Linked DNA regions of Homo sapiens: region 2 is linked to region 1. A link is a contact called in ENCODE Hi-C data. All regions are on one chromosome and are shown on one strand. Each heading gives the region's core, a stretch centred on a gene start or an enhancer-like site at or near the end of the contact. The rest is flanking DNA. Distances are from core to core; before and after follow the strand shown. Region 1 has its middle 40 kb from the start of MIR550A2. Region 2 overlaps NT5C3A (5'-nucleotidase, cytosolic IIIA).

Evidence for each region. Hi-C counts contacts between places; a loop is a spot of excess contacts on that map.
Region 2: a map with no recorded cell type shows a loop between it and region 1 (5-fold over the local background). The contact joins two enhancer-like sites. A Hi-C loop is called at or near these places in 1 of 168 maps with a recorded cell type or tissue (K562) and 4 of 37 single-sample maps with no recorded cell type.

The regions. Positions count from the first base shown.
Region 1 is chr7:32,690,445-32,695,988 of GRCh38, forward strand. It overlaps the pseudogene DPY19L1P1. Among named protein-coding and RNA genes, the nearest start is that of MIR550A2, 40 kb to the right of the region's middle. Within about 2 kb of position 2,212, at least 3 of the 41 ENCODE cell types and tissues checked have a DNase peak (open chromatin) inside an H3K27ac peak, as active enhancers do.
Region 2 is chr7:33,032,179-33,037,722 of GRCh38, forward strand. All of the region lies in intron 1 of NT5C3A (5'-nucleotidase, cytosolic IIIA), which reads right to left. It also overlaps the pseudogene RPS29P14. Among named protein-coding and RNA genes, the nearest start is that of NT5C3A, 28 kb to the right of the region's middle. Within about 2 kb of position 2,538, at least 3 of the 41 ENCODE cell types and tissues checked have a DNase peak (open chromatin) inside an H3K27ac peak, as active enhancers do.

The DNA of each region.
Region 1 (5,544 bases), core at 962-3,461:
CAGATACCACCACCTTCCCCATCCTCCACCCAACCAGGCTGTGACAGTAGGTAAAATCTGTACACCAAACACCAATTCCCTTGATGGTATTTGGATCCATTTCCAATTGAGAAGCAGTCATCTATCCTTTTTCATTAGCTTCGCCTTCACTGGTGAGAAGTTAGTGGGAAGTAAAGACTCTGGAGGCCTGGAGTTGTTGGGTTTTAAAATTTTATGCCTGGAGGGTAAGTCCACTGTAGTAAATGCAAAGTTATTTTTAAACTTAAAGCCATGGAATACCACTACATTATAGTAACCAGCTATTTTGTTAACCTACATTCATTCATGTATTGTTTGTATGAATGTTCTGTTTCCAGCATAATGGCTTTTAAAAATTAAAGATATAAATTAGCTATTATTAGAGAAACAGCATGATAGTAAAACTCCCCTAAATTGGCATAACAAAATATTACTAATAGACTCTAGAGGGGACGGACAGTCTCTAAAGAATAAACAAACCATTGAGTAGAGAACAGAAATCCCACCCAACCAGTAAGTGCTCTATGCTGATCTTCAAACAATGAGTTCCTGGGTCTTAGCAATAACCACAAAAACAACTCACCACTAACCGAGTGCTTACTGAATCTCATATGCTTTACATGTATTACTTTATTTTTTTCTTCCAAATGTCACTTTTGAAGAAGATACCTTTAATATTTCCACTTTACAGATGATGAAATTTTAAAATGTTAAATAAATTGCCCAGCTAGTAAATGGTAGAGCAGGGATTCAAACCCACTCTTAATATATATACTATTATTTTGATCCCCAGAGCACTCAATATAGTGTTGGGTACTTTAAAAAGAATTAATAAAATGTTGAGCCATATGGGGGATGATTCAGCCATATTGTAGGGACAGAAAGCAGTAAAAGTGACCCAAATACCCTATCTTTAAAATGTTTGTATATTTTAACCATTTATTTTCCACCTTATTCTTTGGTGCAATGTTTGCTGAGCATCTGCTATGTTCCAGGTACTGTGTCGGGTGGAAAACAGGAATAAATAATATACAAACCCTTTTATTAAGTAATTCAGAGTTCAATAAAAGACTTCAAAGGAAAACAGATCATTTTTAAATGATCAAACTGTGTGACAGGTGGAGTGGCATTAGCAGATCACAGAGGGGATGTTCGGGACTGGCTGCTGGCAGGAGGGGACATCTGAGCAGGTGAGAGGCAGAGGTGTGGGAGGAAGACAGGTTAAGACCTTAACAGACAAGGGTACAGTGGGAGCACTGGCAGGAAAAAGAGTTGCTGGAAATTTCCAGCAATTTATTGTTGCTGAAGCAAAAGGTGTGATGTCAGGTGGGTCCCTGATCCTGGAGCGGAGGTGGGATGCAAAGCATGGAGACCCTTTTAAGGCACCAGAGGAGGGAGAGAGATTGAACAAACAGGAGAGGTGGGTGGGTGAGGGAGAGAAGAGCCACTGAGATCATCACAACTCAAACAAAACTAAAACAAGTGTAATACATGTCCCTTGAGTTCTCTTGCTTTCTCCCATTTTCTATTAAAACATGTGCAAACTAGCACCTTAACACTTTTTGTAATTTCATGACAAATGCTATCATATTTCATAGCCAGCAGATGGCACTAAGTATACATAAAATGAACATTTTGCACACTGTCACTTTTTTTTTTTTTCTCTTGAGACAGTCTCACTCTGTTGCCCACGCTGCAGTGCAGTGGCGCAATCGTGTCTCTCTGCATCATGGGCTCCAGCGATCCTCCTGCCTCAGCTTCCCGAGTAGCTGGGACCACAAGCGCCTACCTCCTACTTATTTTAAAAGAGTTCAATCCAGGCTCTACTGTTCTCAAGGGACTTTTCTCCATACTAGGAACTCTAAAATCTGACAATGGTCTGGATCTCTGAGATAGGCAAGGCATCTTGTAGGTACAGGGTCCTCTCTTCTGCCAGGGGCTACTGTGCTGTAGTCTCAGAGGGATTTCATCAGGGGATCCCAGTAAGGTTGTAAAATGAATAATGATCTTGGTGGCACCACACCATCTCTGTGTAGTGAGGAAAACTTATGTAAAACTGGAACGGGTGAAGGGGTGAAACTAGGAAGGTTTCATAGCTGTTAGAAGAGGGGGAACAGGATTGGGTGGGTAAAGCCTTCAGCTGTGAGGCCTGTTGACATCTATGAAAGAGGAAGAAAGCAGGAGAGCCTCCAGCTGCAAAGGACAGCTGACCAGGGCTTGGCTTGCTCAGTGAGCAGCTTCAGAGCAAAGATTGCCTGATGAAGCAGTTCAGCATTGGGCTGAAACAGCCAGGCCCTACAGTACCCTTCTAATCTGGTTTGGCTCTGTCCCCACCCAAAATCTCATCTTCAATTGTAATCCCCATAATCCCCACAAGTCAAGGGAGAGACCAGGTGGATATAATTGAATCATGGGGGTGTTTTCTCCCATGCTGTTCTCCTGATAGTGAGTTCTCACGAGAGCTGATGATTTTGTAAGTGTTTGGTAGTTTCTCCTGCGTTCATTTCTCCTTCCTGCCACCTTGTGAAGAAGGTGGCTTGCTTCCCCTTAACCTTTTGCCATGATTGTAAGTTTCCTGAGGCCTCCCCAGTCATGCTGAACTGTGAGTCAATTAAGCCTCTTTCCTTTATAAATTACCCAGTCTTGGGTATTTCCTTAGAGCAATGTGAGAACAGACTAGTATATCTTCCTTGCTCAGTCATTGGCTGGGGGTTGCCTAGGAAGAAGAATGTGGTCCAGCGTGAATGCCATGCAGATGCTGATGGCTCTACAGTTGAAGGCTGTCAGTTAACTCTGTTCCCTGCAGCTGGGCAGCAGGTTCTCAGAGGAATACCCTAGAGGTTGTGTACTTTTGTGGCTGCCACACCATCCTTATTAAAGAAATAACTCTCATATGTATGATCCCCATTGTATTTCTTAGGTCTGTGTGAAGCTGTGTAAACAGGCTTGCTCTTTTCAATAGCTGAGGTGCTTTTTAAATAAAATTCATACGTTCTTGGATATGATTCAATCCAGTATATTCCATGAACTGGCTTTGCAGCTTCATCTGAATAATCTCGATATTTATATATGAGTTATATGTATCTCTTGGATGAAAATTTTAAAAGTAAAGGCCATTATCTATATGTGCTCAAAGGATATAAAAGAATTTTAATCTCAGAAAAGCATAATAAGGAAGTCAGTATATATTTTAATCTCAGGCAAGCATACTAAGGAAGTCAGTAGCTGCAAAAGCTCCTCAAAAAATTATTCGAAGTCAAATATAAATAATCCTATTGCTCTTCTGGATTACGAATACATCATAGCTTTTTTATTAACATCCAATTCAAAGTTGGTCTATTGTCTGGTGGTATTAAAATGGATCACATGTGTAGCCCTTAATAATGCACATTGACTTGGAACACCTTGCTTGATCCTCATAATTCTATGAGGTAGTTATTATCACCTATGTACAGATGAAGAAACACATCCTGAGATATGTCAATTTTAATGCAATTTCTATGAATGACATCTTTTTTTCAAAACCCTATGAAACACAATCCAGTAATTTTTAAGAAGCTATACCACTCCTTCCTTACACAATATACAAAAATCAACTCAAGATGGATGAAAGACTTGAAAACTATAAAAAACCTAGAAGAAAATAGGAAAGGCCATGGACATAGGCCTTGGCAAAGACTTCATGATGAAAATGCCAAAAGCAATTGCAGCAAAAACAAAAATTGACAAATGGGATCTAACAAAACTAAGAGGTTCTGCACAGTAAAAGAAACTAACAACAGAGTAAACACACAGCCTACAGAATGGGGGAAAACACCTGCAAACTACACATCTGACAAAGGTCTAATATCCAGTACCTAAAAGGAACTTAAACCAACAAGCAAAAACAAACGGCCTCATTAAAAATGGGCAAAAAATGTGAACAGACACTTATCAAAAGGAGACATGCATGTAGGCAACAAGCATATGAAAAAATGTTCACCATCACTAATCATTAGAGAAATGCAAATCAAAACCACAGTAAGATGCCATCTCACACCAGTCAGAATGGCTATGATGAAAAAGTTTAAAAAAAAAAAGATGCTGGTGAAGTTTTGGAGAAAAGAGAACACTTATACACTGCTGGTAGAAATGTAAACCAGTTTGGCCACCGTGGAAAGCAGTTTGGAGATTTTTCAAAGAATTTAAAATGGAGCTATCATTCAACCCAGCAATCCCATTACTGGATATATACCCAAAGGAATATAAATTGTTCTACCATAAAAACACATATACACGTATGTTCATTGCAGCATTATTCACAATAGCAAAGACATGGAATCAACCTAAATGCCCATCAACGGCGGAATGGATAAAGAAAATATGGTACATATATACCATGGAATACTATACAGCCATATAAAAAGAATGAGATCATGTCCTCTGTAGCAACACAGATGGAGCTGGAGGCCAGTTTCCTAAGTGAACTAACACAGAACAGAAAACCAAATACTGTATGTGCTCCTTATAAGTACGAGCTAAACATTGAGCACACATGGACAAAAAGAAGGGAATAACAGGCACCAGGGCCTACTTGAGGGTGGAGGGTGGGAGGAGAGTGAGGACTGAGAAAATACCTATCAGGTACTATGCTTATTACCTGGGTGACAAAATAATCTGTACACCAAACCCCATGACATGTGATTTACCTATATAACAAACCTGCAAATGTACCCCTGAACCTAAAATAGAAGTTGGAAGGAAAAAAATTCATTGCACAAATGGAAACAATAAAATCTACAATTTGAACATGTATTTGAATAGCTAGACGTGTCATCAGAACAATTCTTGGTGCTTATTTAAGCACCCAGAGCTACCTAAAGAGAACATGAGGTTTAAGAACCACTGATGAGGAATCAAAGCCCTACTTTGAAGAGTATAAATATATAAGCATTATATACATATATACACACATATTTTAAAGAATTATAAAATGAACACTTGTATACTTAACACCAAGAAATTGAATATTAACATTGAAGCACCCAGGGCTTCTCCTGTATTGCATTCTTTCCTAGAAGTGATCACCAGCCTGTTTTGAATTAACTATGCCTATGCTTTCGCTGTTTTGCCACACTATATCTTCTATAATATTGTTGTCTTGTTTGTTTTTAGGGCATATGTAAATGGCATATATATTGACATGCACACTCATCCCCTTTGATGACTTAGTTTTTTATCTTTAACAGTCTATTTGACATTGGTTCCCGCTGACACTTTTGACTGTAGATCACATTCACTCATTTACAATATTACTTTGTATGGAAATATTCATTTTATCCATTCTGTTGGTGGGCCTTTGAGTTGTTTTCAGCTTTTTTTTCTCAGGTACAAATAATGCTTCCATGAAGATTCATGTAATTGGTTTCCTTGGTATATTTGTACCAATATTTCTTTAGGGTGAAACTATAAATTGCAGACACTATATACCTTAAAACTTATTAGGTAATAACGACTTATTTTCTTTTTATTATTATTATACTTTAA
Region 2 (5,544 bases), core at 1,288-3,787, 340 kb after region 1:
TTTGGGAGGCCAAGGCAGGCAGATCACCAGAGGTCGGGAGTTCGAGATCAGCCTGGGTAACATGGTGAAACCCCATCTCTACTAAATATACAAAATTAGCTGGGCATGGTGGCATACACCTGTAACCCTGTTACTTGGGAGGCTGAGGCAAGAGAATTGCTTGAACCCAGGAGGCGGAGGTTGCAGTGAGCCAGGATTTCGCCACTGCACTCCAAGCCTGGGTGACAGAGTGAGACTCGGTCTCCAAAAAAAAAAAAAAAAAAATTTACTTTTATGTTTTTTTATTTTTATTTTTTGAGGCAGGGTCTTGCTCTGTCACCCAGGCTGGAGGGCAGTGGCGTGATCTTGGCTCACTGCAACTTTCCCTCCTGGGCTCAGGTGATCCCCCCACCTCAGACTCTCAAGTAACTGGGACTACAGGGGCTCACCACCACCCTCGGCTAATTTTTGCATTTTTTTGTAGAAACAGGGTTTTGTAGTGTTGCCCAGGCTGGTCTTGAACTCCTGGACTCAAGCAATCTGCCTGCCTCAGCATCCCAAAGTGTTGGGATTACAGGCATCAGCCACTGCACCTGACCTATTTTAAAATTTTTGAGACAAGGTCTCACTCTGTCACCCAGGATGGAGTGCAGTAGCGTGATCACAGCTCACTGCAGACTTGACCTCCTGGGCTCAATAGATCCTCCCACCTTAGCCTCCAGAGTAGCTGGGACTACAGCCATCTGCCACTATGCCCAGGTATTTTTTTAATTTTTGTAGAGACGGGTCTCACTATGTTGCCCAGGCTGGTCTCAAACTCCTGAGCTCAAGCGATCCTCTTGCCTTGGCCTCCCAAAATGCTGGGATTACAGGCATGAGCCACAGTGCCCAGCCTCAGTGAATTTTAAATCACCTTAGTATTATCCTACATTTTTCTGGAAATAGCCCACATAAAAATTAGTTTGAATCACTTAAGAAATTCCAGTCAGATGTTCTCAGAGAAATATTCTTTCTTGGTTTTCCATTGTTTATATTTGGTAGCAACAAAAGACTTCATTACTGCAGTGGTACAAAGAAGTAGGCACTAGAGTTTTTATCCAGCTACACAGAAAGTATAGATTTAAAGCCACCTATTCAAACTGGTACATTTACCCCCACACATAGATGATTCTCAGATTTATTTGGAAGATTATGCACTACTAAATTTTAGTAATAGCGATTTCCCTTGCTTATTACATATTTGGTCTGTTTCTACATTAAGATAGTGTAGGCCAAATTCTTTCATTCCTTCACCACATATTAAGTATAAGACAGTGTGTGAAGCCGCTCTGTAAGAGATATATAAAATATAAATCTTACACTCAAGGTGCATATTCTCTAATGTGGATTAAAAAATAGAAACCCAAATAATTAATACATTGCCAAGATGTCCAGATAAAATGTAAAAGGAATAGAAGAAACAAAGATTTCTTCTTCTGGGGTCAAAGGAGGAAGAGCCAACAGAGGTAGGCTCTGGAAGAGAAACAGGATTTAGATATGCTGAGATTAGGGAGGAATCAAAGTGCAGGGTCTAATATGGGAAAAAGAGAAATAGCTCTGTTTGTATAGAACTTGAGTGTACACAGAGAAGTGTGCATGTAAAAAGTCTGGACAGAGAGATCTGAATCCTGTTCATGAGAAGTAAAGAATAACATGCTATAAAGTTGTCAATATAAAAGACATATATATATATATATAATTTTTTTTTTTTTTGAGAGGGAGTCTCGCATTGTCGCCCAGATTGGAGTGCAGTGGCGCCTCTCAGCTCACTGCAAGCTCCGCCTCCTGGGTTCATGCCATTCTCCTGCCTCAGCCTCCCGAGTAGCTGGGACTACAGGTGCCCGCCACCACGCCTGGATAATTTTTTTGTATTTTTAGTAGGGACGGGGTTTCACCATGTTAGCCAGGATGGTCTCGATCTCCTGACCTCATGATCTGCCCACCTCGGCCTCTCAAAGTGCTGGGATTACAGGCGTGAGCCACCGCGCCCGGCCAGACCTATCAATATTTTTAGGAAAGCAAACCCAAGGTAAAAATTGTGTAAATTAATGCAATAATAGTTAAAAAAAATCTTTTGGCTTGTTTTCCTTCAACAGTCTGAATAACTGTGGAGTGAATACACTGCTACTTGCCTCCACAAACACCTTCTAGAGGGCTCTAGGACCCAAGTAACAACATTATACAAAGAGGATTAACATTGTTTATATGTCAGGGAATTCCTATACTGCTTGTGTTCACGTAAGTTAAAAAAAAAGTCAACCCAAACAAGAAAATAAGTTTTAGACTGGTTTAATTCTATGTATCAAAGAGATATGCTCAATTCCAATGAATCAAGTGCCAATCCTTCAATGGATAGAAAGAGCTGTTATTAGGTTGAACCATATAAAACTGGCAATACTGGACTATATTTGACATATAAAAACAATTTCATACGCTTCAACCTAAGAGCAATAACTAAACTGACGATGACTTAATCACCATTTTGAGTCAACTTTCACCTTTGATCCTACACTGGTTGGGGGAAAGATGAACAAGAGATTTATTAAGCGTGACAAAATGCTGTGTCACGCTCTAGTTTATAGGCCAGAAAAAAGCTAGAGAGAAAGAGAAAGCTGAAAAAATAAATGGAACAGAAGAGGAGGCACAACAATAATAAGAACACAAAGAGAAAACAAGAGATCATGAGGCAGTTGTTCTCTTTAAAAGAAAGGATTATTTTTAATTGTTGTTTTTAAGATTTTATCACTGTGAATATGGAGAACAGATGTAATTTCTTTCCACACATGCAAATAAATATGCCAGTTACACAGTTAAAACACTCACTAACGTAATAGAGTAGATCAATATTTAATGAATGCTTAATCTGGGGTTACTAGGAACTTGACGTTTTCACTGAGTATGAATAATAACACATAGTTGGCGGTTTCACACCCATTTCTTAAAGGTAAGATTACTGCTCTCATTCAGGGCTATAGAAGCTAATAAGGAATGAGTTTTTTTTTTTTTTTTTTTTTTGAGACGGAATCTCGCTCTGTCGCCCAGGCTGGAGTGCAGTGGCGCAATCTTGGCTCACTGCAACCTTCGCCTCCTGGGTTCAAGCCATCCTCCTGCCTCAGCCTCCAGAGCAGCTGGGACTACAGGAGCTTGTTACCATGCCCGGCTAATTTTTTGTATTTTTAGTAGAGATGGGGTTTCACTGTATTAGCCAGGATGGTCTCGATCTCCTGACCTGGTGATCCGCCCGCCTCGGCCTCCCAAAGTGCTGGGATTACAGGCACCCGGCCGGAATGAGTTAAGATACGAAGCCAGTTCTGACTCCAAAGCCTGTACATTTCCTATCTCATCCTAGTATATATAATGCAACTCTATTGTCATGCAAGTAAGTATTTTAAAAATTTCTGAATGCTTGTCATTTAAATTTGGAAACCTACAATAATGTATTTCACACTGTACGATTTAAGTGTGTTATTGCTGAGCAAAGAAAATTTAGCGTAAAAAGGAATGGGGAAACATTTTATATTCTGAGAAGCACGACAATGTGCATTAGATTTCAAGCAAAAACATTTTAAAGATAATTTGAAATTCAATTCAATAAGTATTTGAGGTTTATTTTGTGATGCACTGTGAAGAAAGAGTTGTATAAAATTTCAGTCCCATAATTATCTGGTTAGAGACAGAGGTAAAAGTGGTGAAGATTTACCATTAATAAATGGAACTGGAAATAGGCAAATACCCACCATTTTCACATGTACGGCAGACTCTTGATTAGTCATTTCTTGGTTATCCAATCTTCTGGATTTTCCCAGGTGATGTCACAGCAAAAGAGAAAAAAAAAAGTACACGTGACATACATAAATTTCAGGTTCTTCCTGTTATGCCAATAATATATTAAGGTGGAATTTTTGGTATGACTTATTTATTTTGTTTTTTAAAAATGTTTATTTTATGTACAAAGAACTAACATGGTTTCTTTCATTGGGTGGATGCCTTGGATAATCCATTCAAGGAAGATCACTTAGTCCAACTCAATGAAACCTATGTCCTTTGCATACTGATGGAAACACCGGCGGCACATATTGAGGCCGTGTTTCCAGATCAGACTATGCTGGTTTGGGCAGATGTGACAAGAGTGAGAACCCTGGCCCAGCTTCCGTGGGTGGCTCCAGTAGGGCTGCTGGTGACCCATCTTGCTTTCGGGAGTGCAATGAGGCAAAAGGCTTTGCTATGATTTAACATAGCCTATATTTGACACATAAAGCATCTTTTTTTTTTTTCTAAGAAGCTCAGCAAGGGTTTTACTCTATCCAGCATAGTTTTAGATTAACCATTTTGTATGGAGAATCTGAAGCTCTCCTGTAAGAACTTATATGGTATTAAGAAAATTGAATAAACAGTGAAAATGAAGTACATATTTGCAAAGAGCACTTTATTGCAAGAATATTTTATCAACACTTTCTCTACATGTAAGGATGAAGTTTGTGGGAAAATTATGCATTGCTACTACCGAATCAATATAGGAATATACAGACAGAACAAAGTAAGGGAAGACATAACACAAAAGTCCATTTTTTCCTTCAATTTTCTTACATTAAAATTTTATTTTTATTTTTTTATTTTTTATTTTTATTTTTTTTGAGATGCAGTCTTGCTCTGTTGCCAGGCTGGAGTGCAGTGGCATGATCTCAGCTCACTGCAACCTCTGATTCCCGGGTTCAAGTGATTCTCCTGCCTCAGCCTCCCAAGTAGCTGGGATTACAGGCGCATGCCGCCACGCCTGGTTAATTTTTGTATTTTTAGTAGAGATGGGGTTTCACCATGTTGGCCAGGATGGCCTCGATCTCCTGACCTCGTGATCCACCCGCCTCTGCCTCCCAAAGTGCTGGGATTACAGGCATGAGCCACTGCGCCCGGCCTAAAATCTTTAATTTTTTAATATGATATGACTAAGACATGAGCTGTATTTGAATCGAGCATTGTGTCTAGCACAAAATAGGTATGTGAGAGTGTTTATCAACTGAATGAACCTTTTAGGGTCTGGGTGAAGTTTAAATATATCTGTTCATCAAACAAAAGGAACCAGTTTTTAAAACATCTCTCATCATTATTCTAAGATTTTTGGTTGTTGCTGTGTTGGTAGTATAAATCTTAGGGAAAATTACTAAGCTATGTTTGTTCCATAATGACTTTACTTTTACTTTATTTCAGATAAGTAAAATTTTATAATTAAAGCACTATTTAAAAATGGCAACTTAGTTGAAAGCGAGAACATATCTGACTTTTTCTTAAACTCTAGTAATATAAGTTGGACATTAGATCTGTGTTCTTTATAATTAAAAGGTGTTATAGCAGATATATCAAATTTTCTCAAATTCTAAAATTCGGTCCCTACTCCCTTCCATTTTAAGTCCATGAAATTACAAAATGTCTTTTTCTCCCTCTCTCAGAAAGCCTGCTAGTAAGTTGATAGTCTCATAATTGACGGCATCTTAGAATTGAGTAAACACGATTTCCAAACAGTAAGATGAT